Linked DNA regions of Homo sapiens: region 1 is linked to region 2. A link is a loop called in an ENCODE intact Hi-C map of the cell type or tissue named here. Cell type or tissue: chondrocyte. All regions are shown on one strand.

What was found. A loop is a pair of places that touch in the nucleus more often than their neighbours do. Peaks named below come from ENCODE experiments on the same cell type or tissue, not always from the same donor. Only the 100,000 strongest peaks of a DNase experiment are listed, where the experiment ranks them.
Region 1: it touches region 2 in a loop (5-fold over the local background); 19 of 110 quality-filtered maps call a loop at or near these places.

Annotation. Positions count from the first base shown.
Region 1 is chr1:100,034,372-100,042,371 of GRCh38, forward strand. SLC35A3 (solute carrier family 35 member A3) reads left to right here. Exons shown (of 8, transcript NM_012243.3): 8 at 1-1,263. It overlaps SLC71A1 (solute carrier family 71 member 1), which reads left to right and starts at 3,724. Exons shown (of 12, transcript NM_033055.3): 1 at 3,724-3,945. The coding sequence starts at 3,862. It overlaps LOC124904230 (a long non-coding RNA gene), which reads right to left and starts at 3,637. Exons shown (of 7, transcript XR_007066251.1): 1 at 3,359-3,637. RefSeq lists enhancers at 3,196-3,798, 3,761-4,040 and silencers at 3,521-3,700, 4,161-4,350. In chondrocyte, a CTCF peak has its summit at 308; DNase peaks (open chromatin) are centred at 3,680, 4,140 and 4,400.
Region 2 is chr1:100,892,289-100,900,288 of GRCh38, forward strand. It overlaps EXTL2 (exostosin like glycosyltransferase 2), which reads right to left and starts at 2,554. Exons shown (of 5, transcript NM_001033025.3): 1 at 2,345-2,554. SLC30A7 (solute carrier family 30 member 7) reads left to right here and starts at 3,802. Exons shown (of 11, transcript NM_133496.5): 1 at 3,802-4,054; 2 at 4,282-4,383. The coding sequence starts at 3,975. RefSeq lists enhancers at 1,886-2,609, 2,610-3,332, 3,227-3,296, 3,847-4,096, 4,147-4,306. In chondrocyte, no CTCF peak of the experiment used is centred here; DNase peaks (open chromatin) are centred at 2,563, 2,843 and 3,753.

The DNA of each region.
Region 1 (8,000 bases), 860 kb before region 2:
ACATCTTACTATTGAGTTTAAAAATTTTTATTTGCTGTGTTCTTTTATATGTGCAATTAATGATATTCATGTTGGAGTGTTGTATATTATTTGCCTCTGCTTCATATTGTCTAGAGGGTAGTATTTTCTATTGATTGAAAAGTTTTCATTTTCTGTTTTTTATAATAGCCTTGTATGGATTTTTGGTGGCTTTTCTATTCATGATTAAATGTGTAGGATCTTCTTCAATCAGCAATAACAGGTGGCTCTATAGAATGGAGGGTAGAAGGGATGTGGGTGACTTACTCAGTTTTTAGTTAAAGAGGACCCTCTTCTGTTAGCATGGTGAAGTGCAGTTTCTTTAATAAATTGTGCATGGTGGGGGTGGGATTTGGATTCTGTGATACAATCTTGTTTCTTTAGGAATCTTTTACTTTTGGCCACTTGCCTTTCTTTCCAAGGAATCCCACTCCCTTTCAAGGTGCCTCATGAACTGTTTTCATGAACTTTCCAAACATTGGTTTCTGCTTGTTTCTAAGCCTGATTCTTGGCCTTCTCATTAATTTTCAAAACTTCCAATATCCTTCCAAATAATTCCCTTTTGCTTACGTTAGCGAGTACTAGTTTGTTAGCCAGTGTTAGTTTCTGTTGATCCTAACCAAAAAACCCTAACTGAGATATCAGTCTCTTAGCGCAAAGTTTGTGAATACGGTCATCCCTCCATATGAGGAGGGGAGTGGGAATTGGTTGTGGGACTTCCGTGGATATCCAAATCAGTGGATGCTAAAGTCCCTTACATAAAATGGCATAGTATTTGGTTATCATCCTCCCCATACATCATCTCTAGATTATTTATAGTACTTAATACAATGTAATGCTGTGTAGTCATACTGTATTTTTTACTTGTATTTTTGTTGTTTTGTGGGATTTAAAAAATATTTTTATTCTGAGGATAGTTGAATCCACAGGATACTGAGGGCCAGCTGTATTCACAACCCAAATCACATACAAAGCGACAAGTTCATACACAATAGGCCTATTAGAACAGGACTGTTCTCTCTTGTTTATCATTGCAGCCTTTCTAGCACAAAGCCTGGGACATTCTGGACATTTAGTATGTGTTAAATTTCTCTTACTACATTATTTCCAACAGTATTTACTGCAATCTGCAATTACCTTCCTTTTGTTTTGTAACTGTGTCCCCCACTAGAATGTAAGCTCTGTGCAGATAGTGTCTCATTTATTGATGTATCCCTGGCATCTAATAAAACACTGACAACACAAGCACCCAGTAAATATTTTTTGAATGACTGAACAATAACCAGTTCATAAGGCTGATAAAATTGGTATAGCTAGATGAAGTATGATTTTGAGGGACTATGAAAATCAAAGTAACCACACAATAAATTATCAGCCCTCTACTTCCATTCAAAACAAGCTCCTGGGAATTGAATTATGAAATCTATCATATTACTTTCTCTAAAGAACTTCAAGTTGGGTGTCAACTAAAAAGTTGCAGGCGAGGCGCGGTGGCTCAAACCTGTAATCCCAGCACTTTGGTAGAACTGAGTATCTCTTGAGGCCAGGTTTGAAACCAGCCTGGTCAACATAACCAGACTCTGTCTTTACAAAAGAAAAATTAAAATTAGCCAGGCATGGTGGTGTGCATTTGTAGTCCCAGATACTTGAGACGCTGAGGCAGAAGGATCGTTTCGGAAGAGGCTGCAGGAGGCCATGATGGCACCACTGCACTCCAGCCTGGGTGACAGAGTGAGACCCTGCCTCAGAAAATAATAATAGGCCACGCATGGTGGCTCACACCTGTAATCCCAGCACTTTGGGAGGCTGGGGCGGGAACATCACCTCAGGTAAGGAGTTCAAGCCTGGCCAACACGGTGAAATTCCATCTCTACTAAAAATACAAAAAAAATTAGCCAGGCATGGTAGTGGGGACCTGTAATCCCAGCTACTCGGGAGGCTGAGGCAGGAGAATCACTTGAACCTGGGAGCTGGAAGTTGCAGTGAGCCAAGTTGGCACTATTGCACTGCAGCCTGGGCAACAAGAGCAAAACTCTGTCTCAAAAAATAAATAATAAAAAAAGTTTCAAAATGAGAATATATGTTTCAAAACAAGTATAATGAATATACTTATTGATTGGAAAATATAATTAGAAGTATCTATCAGGCTATAAATTGCTTTTCTTCTCCCTTCCATGGAAATTAGTTTTTTTTTCCATTTTTAGTCAGTATGAAAATACAAGGAAAAGGAAATTCAATCAAATTTACTTTTTAACATTTTATTTGGAAATAATTTCAAACTTACAGAAAAGTTGCAAAAACAGTACAAAGAACTCATACATTCATTTACTGTTTTTCCTTTTACCCTATATATTAGTTATTTATAGCTGTGTAACAAATAACCCCAAAGCTTAGTGGCTTACACCAAGTACTTTTCATCTTACACTGTTTCTGAGTCAGGATTCCAGGAGTGGCTAAGCTAGGTGGTCCTACCTCTGGGTCTCTCATGAAGTTGTAGTCAGCCAAAGGCTTGACCAAGGTTGGAGGATCTACTTCCAAAGTGACTCACTCCGTGGCATTTGGTAGGAGGCTACAAACAGTTCCTGGACAACTGGATCTCTCCATAGGCTGCTTGAGTGTCCTGAAAACACGGAAGCAGGCTTCCCCAGGCTCCAAGCCCCAAAATGAATGAAAAAGAGACCCGCAAAGGAAGATGCAGTGCCTTTTATGACCTAGCCTCTGAAGTCAATACTGTCACTTCTGTTTTGATCTATCAAGAGTCACTAAGCCTAGTCTACACTCAAGGGGAGGGGAATTAGAGTCCACCTCTTCCAGGGAGGAATATCATTGAATCTGTGAACATATCTTAGAACTACCATACCTAGTTTCAGTACTTTTAAACATTCGCCATTTTGCTTTGTCCCTCTCTTTTCCCCACCTACATATACATACACATACATGTTACTCCCTAACCATCTGAGAGTAGGGAGCATGCGGTGTATCCCTATCCCTCGTGTTTTTCTCTTAAGGAAAAGGATATTCTATTATACAACACGGTAGTTATCAATATCTAATTTTAACATTGTGATACTTTAAAGTCCACTTCCACTTGTGTAAATTGCCCTTTCTAGCAATGTTCCCATCAAATTTATTTTTAAACAATACAGTAAAAACGTAGAGGGCCACAAAGGGTGACATCGGTCAGGTAAGGTATTTTTTTTGGCAGGGAATAAAAAAGGTCCTGGGTCTAGGGAGGTAAACAAGCGTGAGCCAGCTGAGTTCTAGCGGGGGTCCCTGAACACCAAAAGGACAAGACTGTTTCTGAAACACTACATTATCTCTTAAGTTACCCATTACTTACGGAAAATGATTTTTTACTGTTCCCTTCGGTTCCTGTCTTGGTTAGAACACAGCTGGAGATTGTGTTAATAGCTTAGGACGTCTGTTTCCGTGAGCAGGTAACAACTTTTTGAAACAAATTCCCTCATCTGCTGAAGAAGGGGGACAAAAACGGCCCCTATCGCCCAGAACCGTTGCGAGGATTTAGCTAGCTGGTGACGCCGGAGCACGAAGTTGTACAGGTAGCCAGCAGCACCCACGCGAGCCCGCGGTTACCCTGGCCGCGCGGCTACTGTAGAGTGGGCTGGCGGCGAGCGGGCGGGGCGGTATCACGCGGGAGGGGCGGGGCCCGCTCGTCGGCTGATCGCACGATTGTGACGCGCCGCCGGAGGCAGGCCGGGCCCTCAAGATGGCGGCGGGCGCCCAGAGCGGCTCGGCCCGGCAGTAGTGGTGGGACGGCACTAGCTGCTGGGGCCTGCCGCCCCGGGAGTGGCTGCAGCAGCGCCAGGAATCGAGGATGGTAAAATGACCCAGGGGAAGAAGAAGAAACGGGCCGCGAACCGCAGTATCATGCTGGCCAAGAAGATCATCATTAAGGACGGAGGCACGGTGAGCTGAGTTCCGCGCCGGCGAGCGTCCCTCGGGGCCCCCATCCGGTCTCTCCTTCAGACCCCCACACTGCCGTCTCTAGGCGTCCCGGTGCCTCCCTCCCTTCCCCCACCCTGTCCGAGCTGCCGGTGCCTCGGGGTCGCGGACCCGCATGCCGCCGCTCCGGGAATCGTCCTCCGCTGCTCGGGCTTGCGGCCTCCGGGGCCCGTCCTCTTTCTTTCCCGCACCTGCCGCCCTCTGCTCTGGCCGCCTCTGCAGGCCCTGCGGCCTCGAACCCCACGTGCGCCTCCGCCGCGGGGAGGAATGTGCGGGGCTCCCCCGGCGGCCCGCCCGCCGCGCCCCTCGTCGCCGCAGCCTCGCCTCGCCTTCGCCGCCAGGCCCCGCGGAGCCGTCGCCGCGCTTGTCAAGGGGCTGGGAACCATCCCTGCTCTCCCATATGTTGCTAACGGGGTGGCGTCTGGCGCGGGGATCCCGCTGCGGCCCCGTAGTACGTTCGCTTTCTGTTTCCACGTCTCTCTGCGTCGGTGCTCCGGCTCTGGGCTGCTTACAGTAAACCCTGACCGGAGATGGGCTTCCCTCACTTCCCGGAGTCGGAAGCATGACGGCAGACACCTGGGGCCTACATTCGAACCTGCTAGTTTTCAAAGAAAAGTCATCACTGTGTGTCTTAAGATCAAAAGTATTAGAATCAGTCATGGCCTAAGGATCGGAGGAGGACACTTTGAAGGGAAGAAAGGTTTGCTTTTTAGAAACAGTTGTCATCACAGTAAACTTTATGCAGTGTGTAGTTAACCAGCTGGGGACGTAGGATTTTTAATTGAAAAACAAAACAAAACAAAACTGTTTTATGCTAACATTTCTCCGTTGCTACACTGTGTGGTCTTTGTTGCATCCGCTGATACCGCGTTCTGAAATAGAATGGAAAGGTGATATATATGTTTCACTTACCTGAAGTGTGCAGAAATTGTACCATTAATTCCATTTCTGTTTATATCTTATTGGAGCCGCGATCAACTGCTAGCACAGTAGTAAATGTGTAAGTAGGCCACCATTGAGGATTTGCTGAATTCAGTTGAAAAACGTGACAAAATTTTATGACATTTCAGAACACGGCCCAGTCAATATGCCAAAGTTTAGAAAACTTGAGACATATGTAATGACTTTGGAATATATTTTTAGTTTAACGTTTATTATATGTTATAGCTTTGACATTTATTGAAAAAAAGAAACAAATTCCTCAAGTTCTTTTTATTGAACTTGATTAATTAAAACATTACTTTGATTAGATCGGTTATGAAGAGTCATAGCTCTTTTGACCAAGTAGGTAAGAACTATGTGGGGAGAAAAATACTGTTGCCTTTGTCTACCTTTAGAAAGAGACAATATTTTACATTCTTCATAAAATCTACAAAATAGTGGCAATGAAAGATTGTATTTTGTAAGACCAAGTGATATTTAAGATCAGTATTTTTTACAAAATGTAAGAATGAAACTGATTAAGAAACACAGCTTCCTTTTCCTTGGAAAGTTCAGTTTTATTACCTTTCTTTGGGGTTTTGTTTGATTTGCTTTACAGCAGATGCTTTCTTTCCAAATCCTGTGAGTTTTGGAAAAGATCGTTTTTAAACTTTCTTGTCCTATTATTAAGGTTGTAATTAATTCTTAGCCTGCTTTGGGACACAAAATAAAATGTTTGCACCAGCAATAGGTTTCACATAGAACAAATGAAGACTTTTCTTGAGGGCTGTGAACATGGGGGCTATTATCATTTCTCATCTTTATACACTTAATATTTCATTCTCTATTCTAAGAGCACTGGGCACTCCTTTAGAAAAGGGGCTTTGTTTTGTATGTTTGGATCCCACAGGGCCTAGTATGTGAATTTTAAAGTGATAAAAACACTTCTATTTTGTACTAGCACATTCCTAGATGAATTTTTATTGTAATTTTGTTTATTCTTATACGTAATCAGAGGATATATTTCAATAAATATCAGGGGAATATTTTGCATTATTTGTATTTTAATCCATCCCAGCTTTAAATTTAAAAAGTATAACTATTGCAGTCATAGAAATGATTGTAAAATGGTAGTTGCTTATCTACCTCTCTACTTACAATAGTTCAGACTACTATTATGAACTTTTTTTGTTTGTTTGTTTGAGATGGAGTCTCACTCTGTTGCCCAGGCTGGAGGAGTGCAGTGGCAGGATCTCGGCTCACTGTAACCACCGCCTCCTGGGTTCAAGTGATTCTCCTGCCTCAGCCTCCCGAGTAGCTGGGACTACAGGCACGTGCCACCATGCCTGGCTAATTTTTTATATTTTCAGTAGAGACAAAGTTTCACCATATTGGTCAGGCTGGTCTTGAACTCCTGACCTCATGATTCACCCACCTTGGCCTCCCAAAGTGCAGGGATTACAGGTGTGAGCCACCGTGCCCAGACTGAACATTTTTTAAGAAAGGGGAAAAAATTGCCATTTGATACTCTGTTGTTGTGTGTTTTTTAATTCATCGTATCATAGAATATTTCAGTGCTATTGCTGTTGACCTCAGAGTTTCAGAGTTTTTATAAAGTTCCGCCAATGGGTAGATTCATTCAGTGAGATGTCTGAGGCTCTATGGTCGGTACATGACAGTCGTGAACAGTATTTCACATACCTGGTCAATGGTACTGATTTGATCCCCCTTCTGATTTCTTCTTTTCAACAATGTTAATAAAATTCTTTCCCGTTGTCCTGCTAATGACATATATGTAAGCCTATTTGGCCAGTTTAAATATTTATAAACAAAACTAGTAAGAGTTGTTAATGATTTTTCTGAAAATTAGAGCAGATTAGAGCAGATTTGTAGTTTTCAACGGCTGAAGAAATAAATCCTTCTAAATGAGCCAGATTAATCGTAAGTTACTGATTTTTTTATTGAAATTGTATTTCATTGAATTGTATTTCATTCAGCTGAATGAAAAACAGGCCAGGATAAAGCTAACAAGTAGGCTACCTATGTGAGTAGACACAATTAAGATAAATTACATTAAGGTGTGTGATTTTATATTAGGTGTTTTTAACCTGGGTCTGTTCACCCTGAAGTTGTTTGCAAAATTTTCTTTTGGCTATACATGTTTCTTGGAAGAGTCCCAAAAGGTCCATACTTCCCAAAAGTTTAAGAGCAATTGTTCTGTTTGAAAACAGCATAAGTAACTAAAGAATAAGTTCCACATATTATATTCAGTAAATATTTAATCATATACTGTATACTACTTCACTGATGAAAGTAACCATATTAGTGAATTTGCTTTTAAAGCATCCATATATAGAAATAGTTTTTAGGCCAGGGGCAGTGGCTCACGCCTGTAATCCCAGCACTTTGGGAGGCCAGTGTGGGCAGATCACTTGAGGCCAGGAGTCTGAGACTAGCCTGGCCAACATGGTGAAACCCCATCTTTACCAAAATTACAAAAATGAGCTAGGTGTGGTGGTATGTGCCTGTAATCCCAGCTACCCGGGAGGCCGAGGCACGAGAATCACTTGAACCTGGGAGGCCAAGATTGCAGTGAGCCTAGATCACGCCACTGCATTCCAGCCTGGGTGATGGAGTGAAACTGTCTCAAAAAAAAAAAAAAAGAAGTTTTTAGTTACAGGTTTTCATGTATGTAACATTCAGTGTAGGTATTTAAGACAGCTGAAATAAAAATACCTTCTGACATTTTCAAATACTAGAATTCTGTTTTGTTTTATTAAAGCATTACCACTTGTTTTTAAGCATTCCTGTTAGAGGCTAAGAGCTAAAGAGTTATTTACAGTATTCAAATTGAATTTTCCTTATCTTTTAAAATGCTCATCTTAAAATATGATCTTTATTGTTTTGGCCATACAATTGTGGAACTACATCTCTGACAGTGGAAAATGTATAGTTCTTTCAGAAGTTTGTGGTAAAATGACTTTAAAGATTTGATAGAAAGTAAGGCATATCTGAATTGCATGGTCGGAAGTACCTGAAAAAAGTAAAATTGATATATCATTTGAAAATGAAATGCATATCCCTGGATAAGCAGAGCA
Region 2 (8,000 bases):
GGTGGGAGAAGCTGACTTGCTGAGTATTTGGGCTTCATCTTTCTCCTGTACTGGATGCTTCTTGCCCTCGAACATCAGGCTCCAAGTTCTTTGACTGTTAGACTCTTAGACTTACACCAGTGGTTTGTCAGGGGCTCTCAGGTCTTTGGCCACAGACTGAAGGCGGCAGTGTCGGCTTCCCTACCTTTGAGGTTTTGGGACTCTGATTGAGCCACTACTGGCTTTGTTGCTCCTCAACTTGCAGATGGCCTATTGTAGGACTTCACATTGTGATTGTTTGAGTCAGTTCTTTTTAATAAACTCATTTTCATATACGCATCTATCCTACCAGAACTATCCTAGTTCTGTCCCTCCAGAGAACCCTAATATAAGGATCCAGAAGCAAAATAAATGCACACGATCCCAACTATCTAATGTTACACATTTGAAACCAGAGGATGTATGCCATGGAGCAAAACATTTGAACATGTCAGCAATTTGCACTTGTATCCAGTTTCTAGATTTATATGAATTTGTATTCTTATGTACCTTTACAACTCCTTTTTTAACCAGCAGTTCCCAGGGCGCTCAATTTGAAGCATCTAAAAGGGTCAAACAGGGTTGCAGATAAATGCCAGGGTTGATTACTGAGGAATGACAGATAGCATCTTTCCTATTCCTTGCTGACCATTGCCCAAAAGGAGCTGAAACCATGACTGAAATGAGCTTCTGCCCCTTAATTCTCTCTGCTTTCATTTCTCAGAATCCTCAGTCACACGTCTGAGCAGCTGGGGTTTTTCCACCCATAGAGTCTGCATAGCTAACCTAATGCAATTAGTTGGTAGGAGAGATATAAAAACATATTTAAAAGTTCAGGGTAGAAATCCATTTTTTAGTTTAAAAATGTTCAATAGTATATGTATTTTATGATCTTATAAACCGATTTAATCTTGTAACATACAAAGGAATTAAGAATTCTGATTGGTGACTTGCAAGATACCATTTGAACAGAGTTGAAGAATCATTTTTGATTTTCCAATACGACATATTGAAAGGGCAAAAGGAATGGCTTAGTATTTATGGAAAGACTTACTGAGTGACAGCTGTCCCTTCACACTGCTCCAAGGGCATCCCTTGTGTAAATTTTAAACATCACAGAGTTCTAAAAGACGAGACTGATTTGCCTGTCACAACCCCCCCCTTTCTTCATAACTACTCTTTTCCATAAAATTCCTCCAGGGAAGGAACTTTTTATTTATCTGGCTTTGTATCCCCAGCACCCAGCACAGAGCCTGGCACATAGAAGACATTCATTAAATGACTGTTGAATGAATGAAAGAAACAAATTTGATATGACAACAAAGATAGGTTAACATATATGGGACAAACATTATTTGACAATGACAAAAGAAGTGAGGCACAGCCTGACGTTTTTCACTCATAGAACTTTTCCTGATTTAAATAGTGTCCACCTACACTTTTATATTGCAAATAAAATGCCTTTAGTTTTAAATTTGGTCATTATGCTCTTTAAGACTGAAAGATGTGAAGACATCACCATCACTTTTTGAAAGGAGAAGGTCCTCATGGGAATACCTATCATATATCTTGGGGGATGGGGAGTGGGGGAATTTGGGAGTCTCTGGAAACTGATGTAACTGAAATTAAACTTCAATTTCTCGTACCCATTTCAAAACTATTTGAAAAGAGGTAATGTAGGTTTCTCCATAAACCACTTAAGCGATTTCTGATTTGTAGCAATACAGTATAAAATATAGGACTTATTTTCAAAGGCAGAATACAAAAAAGTTCAAAATGCAGCTGACCTTGATGAGTTAGGATTATGCTGGAAATCAGTTGCTGAAATTTAATTATTTCTATTACTTCTCCCGCCTTCTCCCAAGTTAAATCATATTGAATAAGGGCGTTTTGGAGAAAAATCCAATTACCATAGAATTATTTATCTTTAAACTATCTAGTTTGCACCCAATTAATTTTTCCTCAGCAGTGCAGTAGAGTAAAATTCAAGGTCTACTGCTAATACAAAAACTTCCTTCCAAAAAAAGAGTAAATGCTACTAATTTTAAATATTTCTACACTTAAATTAAAAGAATGAAATATACGCTAACAAAGGCAAATACAAAATACTCTTCCCAGAACTTACTTCTGAAACCTAGCTGTTTTTACACAGCAGTTTTAATTAACATTTTTCAAAATTGTAGAATAAGTACATATTTTCAAAAATAAAACCACCGAATACTCCATACACACACACAAAGTTCTCAGAACGAGAGCAAAACATGCATATATCCTCACTACAAAAAGAAAAATACTAATACTGGAGCATTTTGCTGTGTCTCCTTACCTCGAGTGCAGTAGATTGCAGTAGGGCCAGCCGATTTATTTCCCTGCAGCTTAGTTATCATAAAACGGAAGGGGCGTCTCGTTTGCTCATTTTTGTTTTTTTTTCTAAACCAAGTAGCGTGCATCTATCCTTCTCCATTAGCTGGATTAACAACCTGGAAAAAGTGCCGCCCGCAAAGTGAGCGCCTGGAGCAAGGGACAGTCCCCGAGTGGCCGCCCCTCCCTTTCGGTGACGCTCCACTTCCTGTCGGCCTAAAAGGCATTCCCAGGAAGCTCGGTTTTGTAGTTTCCAGCCCACCTCCGAAAGCCAATCCTTTCCTCCATTTCTTCTCCAAGGTAACAACTTTTAAACATTCACGTGACGGACCACCTTCCCTCAGCCAAACAACTTCCCTGAAAGGCGCCCGAAGGAGCCTTCCCATCCACCGCGGGTGCCCAGGAAAGGCCTGTGGGGCTCTCCTCCCCGCGCTCCACACGCCCTCGCATCCCACCGAGGGGCCAGCTTCTGCCTGCACGTTGCTGAAACTGGCCTGGAGGTTCTGACAAGAATTAGAGCGGCGGCCGTTGCCCCGGGGATGACCTGGAAGCGAAAGAGACCGGCACGAATTCTAGAGTTTCGGGGTTTCCGCGGGTTGAGATTGTACGGGAAACAATGCATTAACCAAACCTAAAAATCAAACAAACACGTCTGGTAGAACCTACCATTAAAAAGCTTCTTTCCTATACTACGTTTAACAGCCTTTATTTTGAAAGACATTGATTGATGCCAGGCATGGTGGCGCACGCCTGAGGTCTCAGCTACTCCGGAGGCTGAGGAGGATCACTTGCGTCCGGGAGTTCCAGGCTGTAGTGAGCCTCATTGTGCTCCAGCCTAGGTGACAGGGCGAGACCTTGTCTCTTAAAAAAATAAAGAAAGAAAAACATTGATCGCCTCCTGCGTGGCAGTCCAGAAGGGTCAAGCGCTGTTTTCGGGGTGGCGTGGAATGGATTCCTAAGATTTGGGCGCCCATAGAGTTAACGCAGCAAAACGATCACTTGCGTTTCCTGCGGACTGGCGGCAATAGAACACGTGGCTGCCTAGACTCTTAATCACTGATATCTACCACACCAGGATTTAATGCCAGTTGGGAGGAAATGGCGAAAGGGCAGGCGCTGGAGCCCATGCATCCGGGAACACTGGTGGTAGGCGGTCGGGTGGGCGTGAGCGGGCTCTCCATCTCCCAGCCCAGTCTGCAGGTCGCCACCTCAGGATTTTCTTCCTGAGTCCGGGTGGCAGGATTCCATCCCAGGTCAGCCCCTCACACCCCCTGGTAGTTGCCACCTCCTGGCGTCCCTCCAACAGCTCCAGCACCTTTCTCATCCCGCCCCCGCCGCAAGCCACGCCCTCCGCCGCGCAGGCCCCGCCCGCGACCGGCCTCCCTCCTTTCCTGTCCCAGGACGCGTTGCGCGGCCCGGGCCGGAAGTAAGCGAATTCCCGGGTGTGTGTCTGTGTCTGTCTGTGTCTCGCAGCGGCGCGCGGCCCCGGACAAGCGCTGGGGATTCCCGTTTGAGGCGTCACTACTGTCACTGCCATCACCCCACGGAGCCACTTCTAGAGGGGAGTAGACCCGGCCCTTCGCCGGGCAGAGAAGATGTTGCCCCTGTCCATCAAAGACGATGAATACAAACCACCCAAGTTCAATTTGTTCGGCAAGATCTCGGGCTGGTTTAGGTGCGGGGTGCTGTGTTTGCGGGGAGGGGGTGTCCGGCAGAAAGGGAGAAGGCCCAGACCTCAGGATGGCCCGAGGTCCAGTGAGGGAGAGTCAAAAACTCCCCGTCAACCCCTAGCTGTGAAGAAAGGAGCATGTGAACTGGGAGGGTCTTGAAGAGGGTACCCAGCCTCGGGGTCCCGGCACCTCCTTAACTCTCCCGGCTCTTTTCCACGTGTATCATTCCCAGGTCTATACTGTCCGACAAGACTTCCCGGAACCTGTTTTTCTTCCTGTGCCTGAACCTCTCTTTCGCTTTTGTGGAACTACTCTACGGCATCTGGAGCAACTGGTAACCAAAGGGGAAAATGGTTTGGGCGGAAGCTGGGTGTGAGGGAGACGAAGCACTGTTTGCTTAATGCCACGTAGCTCCTCACTAGGAGGTTCAGGTCCTACCTTTGTTACCTACCTCTGCTGCTGAGTTGCTTTCTCATACCCACACCAATCTGGTAGGGCTACAGTTCTTGAGTAAGATCTGGGCCTATCCTGTGCAACCTCTCTTGTCACGCTCCCCTCCAGTTCCATCAGACAAGACTGACAAGCCCCTCCTTATTTTAGCAGATGGGCAGAATCTTTCATTTCTAATTGTAGGCCTTAGGTTTACCCACTTTGTTGGAATTGGGAGAAACTTGTTTGCTGCCTCTCTCGGGGGGGAGTGGCATTTGGATTTCACCCTTAAGATTCTGAGAGAGTATATCTGAGATGTTCTACTTAGTTTGTTATTGGGGCTTGGAATGGGAGGTTTTATAAAGTGATATCGGGAGGAATATGTGTCATTCTCTTCTCTCTTTAATGCCGAAACTGTCTCATGATTTTCCTGTAGTCTTAACTGCGATGTAAAAATCCCATATAGTTTCTAGAAACAACATTTCTTGGGTTTTGGTGGCACCTTTGAGGGTTTTTGTTTTTTTTGAAACATCCTTAGGAGGAGGAAAATCTAGTGTGTAACTCTGTGGCAGTGAAGTTACTATTATTCAGGTATTTGCTGTTGAGTAACTTAAGGTCTTATGAAGTTGTTCTGCTAACAAGACTGTCACACTCCTAGGTGTACTAATTCTGTCTTTAGATCCCATACTCCTTCAAAAATCTGATGAAAGCCAATACTCAGAATTGTACATAAAGCTTCAGGATGTTGTTGGGTTCCCTGTACTAAATCTTGGACTCTAGATTAAGAACCTGTTTTCTATTTATTAAATAGACTTAGTCTCTGTTGTTTAAGACCCATTTTCAGAGAAAATCGCTGTCCTTGATCTTCTGTTGAGATCAAACATTGACAGGTAATATCACCAGGTTTTGTGACATGTATACTTTTATATAATGCTTGGGCTTCTTTCAATTCAACCGTCAATTCAGTTCTATAAAAAATACTCAATAACCAGCAGATTATGAAGGTTATTGGTTTAGTCAACAGTTGGGTATAAAGGCATATTGGCACAATGAAATCTTAATATATGTAATAACCATTTTGAATCCTTTGGGAATCAGATGTGTTAATTTGAAGGATACCCCATCATAGATTAATTTTTTAATCCCATAGTATTAACACACTTTAATATACTGTAGATGTTGAAAGCACTTGTACTTGAATAATCATACTTTATCATAAATATATAATATTTACAGTATATTTTACATTTTTCTCTTCCTAAATTATGCCAAATTAATTTTGGGATATGTGCTGATTGTATCAGGAGTGTATCATAGCTTATATATGCATATTTTGTATCAAGAGTGTATCATAGCTTGTATATGCATATTTTGTATCAAGAGTGTATCATAGCTTATATATGCATATTTTGCTACAGATAGTTTCTATTGCAGTGTTTCACTATGGCTTTCCATTACATAAGTCACTCTGTGAAATATCTCATTCAAGAGATTCACACTTGAAGTTCCTAAACCACCTTTCATGGAAAGTTAAGTATATAGTAACTCTTTTGATCTGTAGAGATCTGTTGGGGAGATTACCAGAACCATTATTTTTTAAGTCAGTATGCATCAGTGCATAACAAAAACATTAGTTGTAGTCGACTTGTTCTTTTACCCTTAGGGGACTTGCTTTTCTTTACTAGTGCAGCTTATATACTGTTTTTCATTGTGTTATGTCTTCTAGCTAGATTTGAAATCTAGCTCCAGTGCATGTTGTACTTAGTTCATTTAGCACGTATCCGTCATCTCATGCCTATTTATGTTAATCTCCAGATCTACAACCAATTATTCTTAAATATTAATTTTTAATACAGATCTCTTGTCATTGATATTTGGGCAGATTTAGGCATTTCTCTGGCCTTTTAATAATCTGGCTTTCTGTGTTTTATTTAGACACCAAAATTTTTAGTTCCTTTTGTTGACTGATCAATAATTTCTTTATATGACCAGAAGATTATCTGTGTTCCTGTAGGTTATATTAGCTTTTCAGTTCCTTGATTAAATTTCTTCCAAAACTCATTTTGTGTATTAGTCAATTCCTTGTTGAATTTCATTCTGTAAAAATAAATTTCAACTTGTTGAGAACATGAAATAACCAAGAATTTTTTTCCTATAGAGGACTGAAACGTGAATAAAACACTCACTTCACAAATAAAGGTTCATAGAAGCAGTTGATCTAATTTTAACAAATGTTAAATTGTTCTGGTTCTTTTTCAGAGCCTTCATTTTAAAGGAAGAACTTAATTATAGTTGATTTATATTTTAGATGATGAGTAGGTCTCTTCAGTGGAACAATAGGTAGTTGTTGTGTGTTTTTCCCCTCAATAAATATCTGCTACCTTTCACCTTCCCACTAGAACGTAAACTGTATTAATGTAGGGATCTTTTCTATCTTATGCAGGCACTTCAGTACATAGCACATAGTGGATGCTTAATACATATTTGCTAAATGAAAGAATGAGGGAATAATTAATGTATGGAATTACACTACCTATACTAAAAATGGTAACTACCCCGTTAAGGAAAAACAGCAATGACAAAACATTAAATTCCATTCTCTCACTCTTAGAAATTGGGAGGAAAATGGTAGAAATTCTATGTGATTTTTCCCTTCCTTCTAGTATTTTATTTTTCATTTACTAATTTATTGTTGAGTAACTGACTAATCTCAAGGTAACATAGTGTAACAATGTGGTTTTGTATCATCTACGGTTAAGTTTGTTTTCAAGTTACAGAAAAACTCTGCACACCTGTAATCTCAGCTACATGGAGGCTGAGACACCAGCATCCCTTGAACCTGGGAGGCAGAGGTTGCAGTGAGCCGAGATTGAGCCACCGCCCCACAGCCTGGGCAACAGAGTAATACTCTGTTTCAAAACAAAACAAAAACCTAAAATAATGGTTGCTTACACAAGATAAAACTTCATTTCCAAGATGGGTGCTAGTGTTTCAGTCATCCCTGGCAGCATAATGTCTGGAATGCAGATAAAAAGAGGTAAAAGGTGTGCACATTTTTTTTTTTTTTAAGATTTACCTGGATGCTAACACACAATGCTTTCACTAAAATTTTATCACATGGTCATGCCTAGTTGCAAATGTAGTCTTTATTCCACTCAGCCATGTATTCTGCGGAAAGTCAAGGATTTTTTACTAAGGAAGAAAGAGAATATGTGGATAGTGTAGGTTTTGGAAGTGGGACTTGAGAGAGAGAGAGAGAGAGACAAACTAACCTGTCATCTTCTATAGTTGGAAAATTGAGGCCTAGAGTTTTTTACTTCCCAAGTGAGCAGCAGAGCCTACAGCACCTATTGTCCAAGTTTGATGTCCAAAAAACATCACACTGGTTTTTTCTAGTATCTCAATATAGTTTCTGTGTTTTTATGTTCTTACATTTTTACTTCATTTTTAACAGATTTAATTTCAGTAGTATTTCTTACCAAAGCTGTTGCAACCATTTTTCCCTTAGACATAGAAGACACT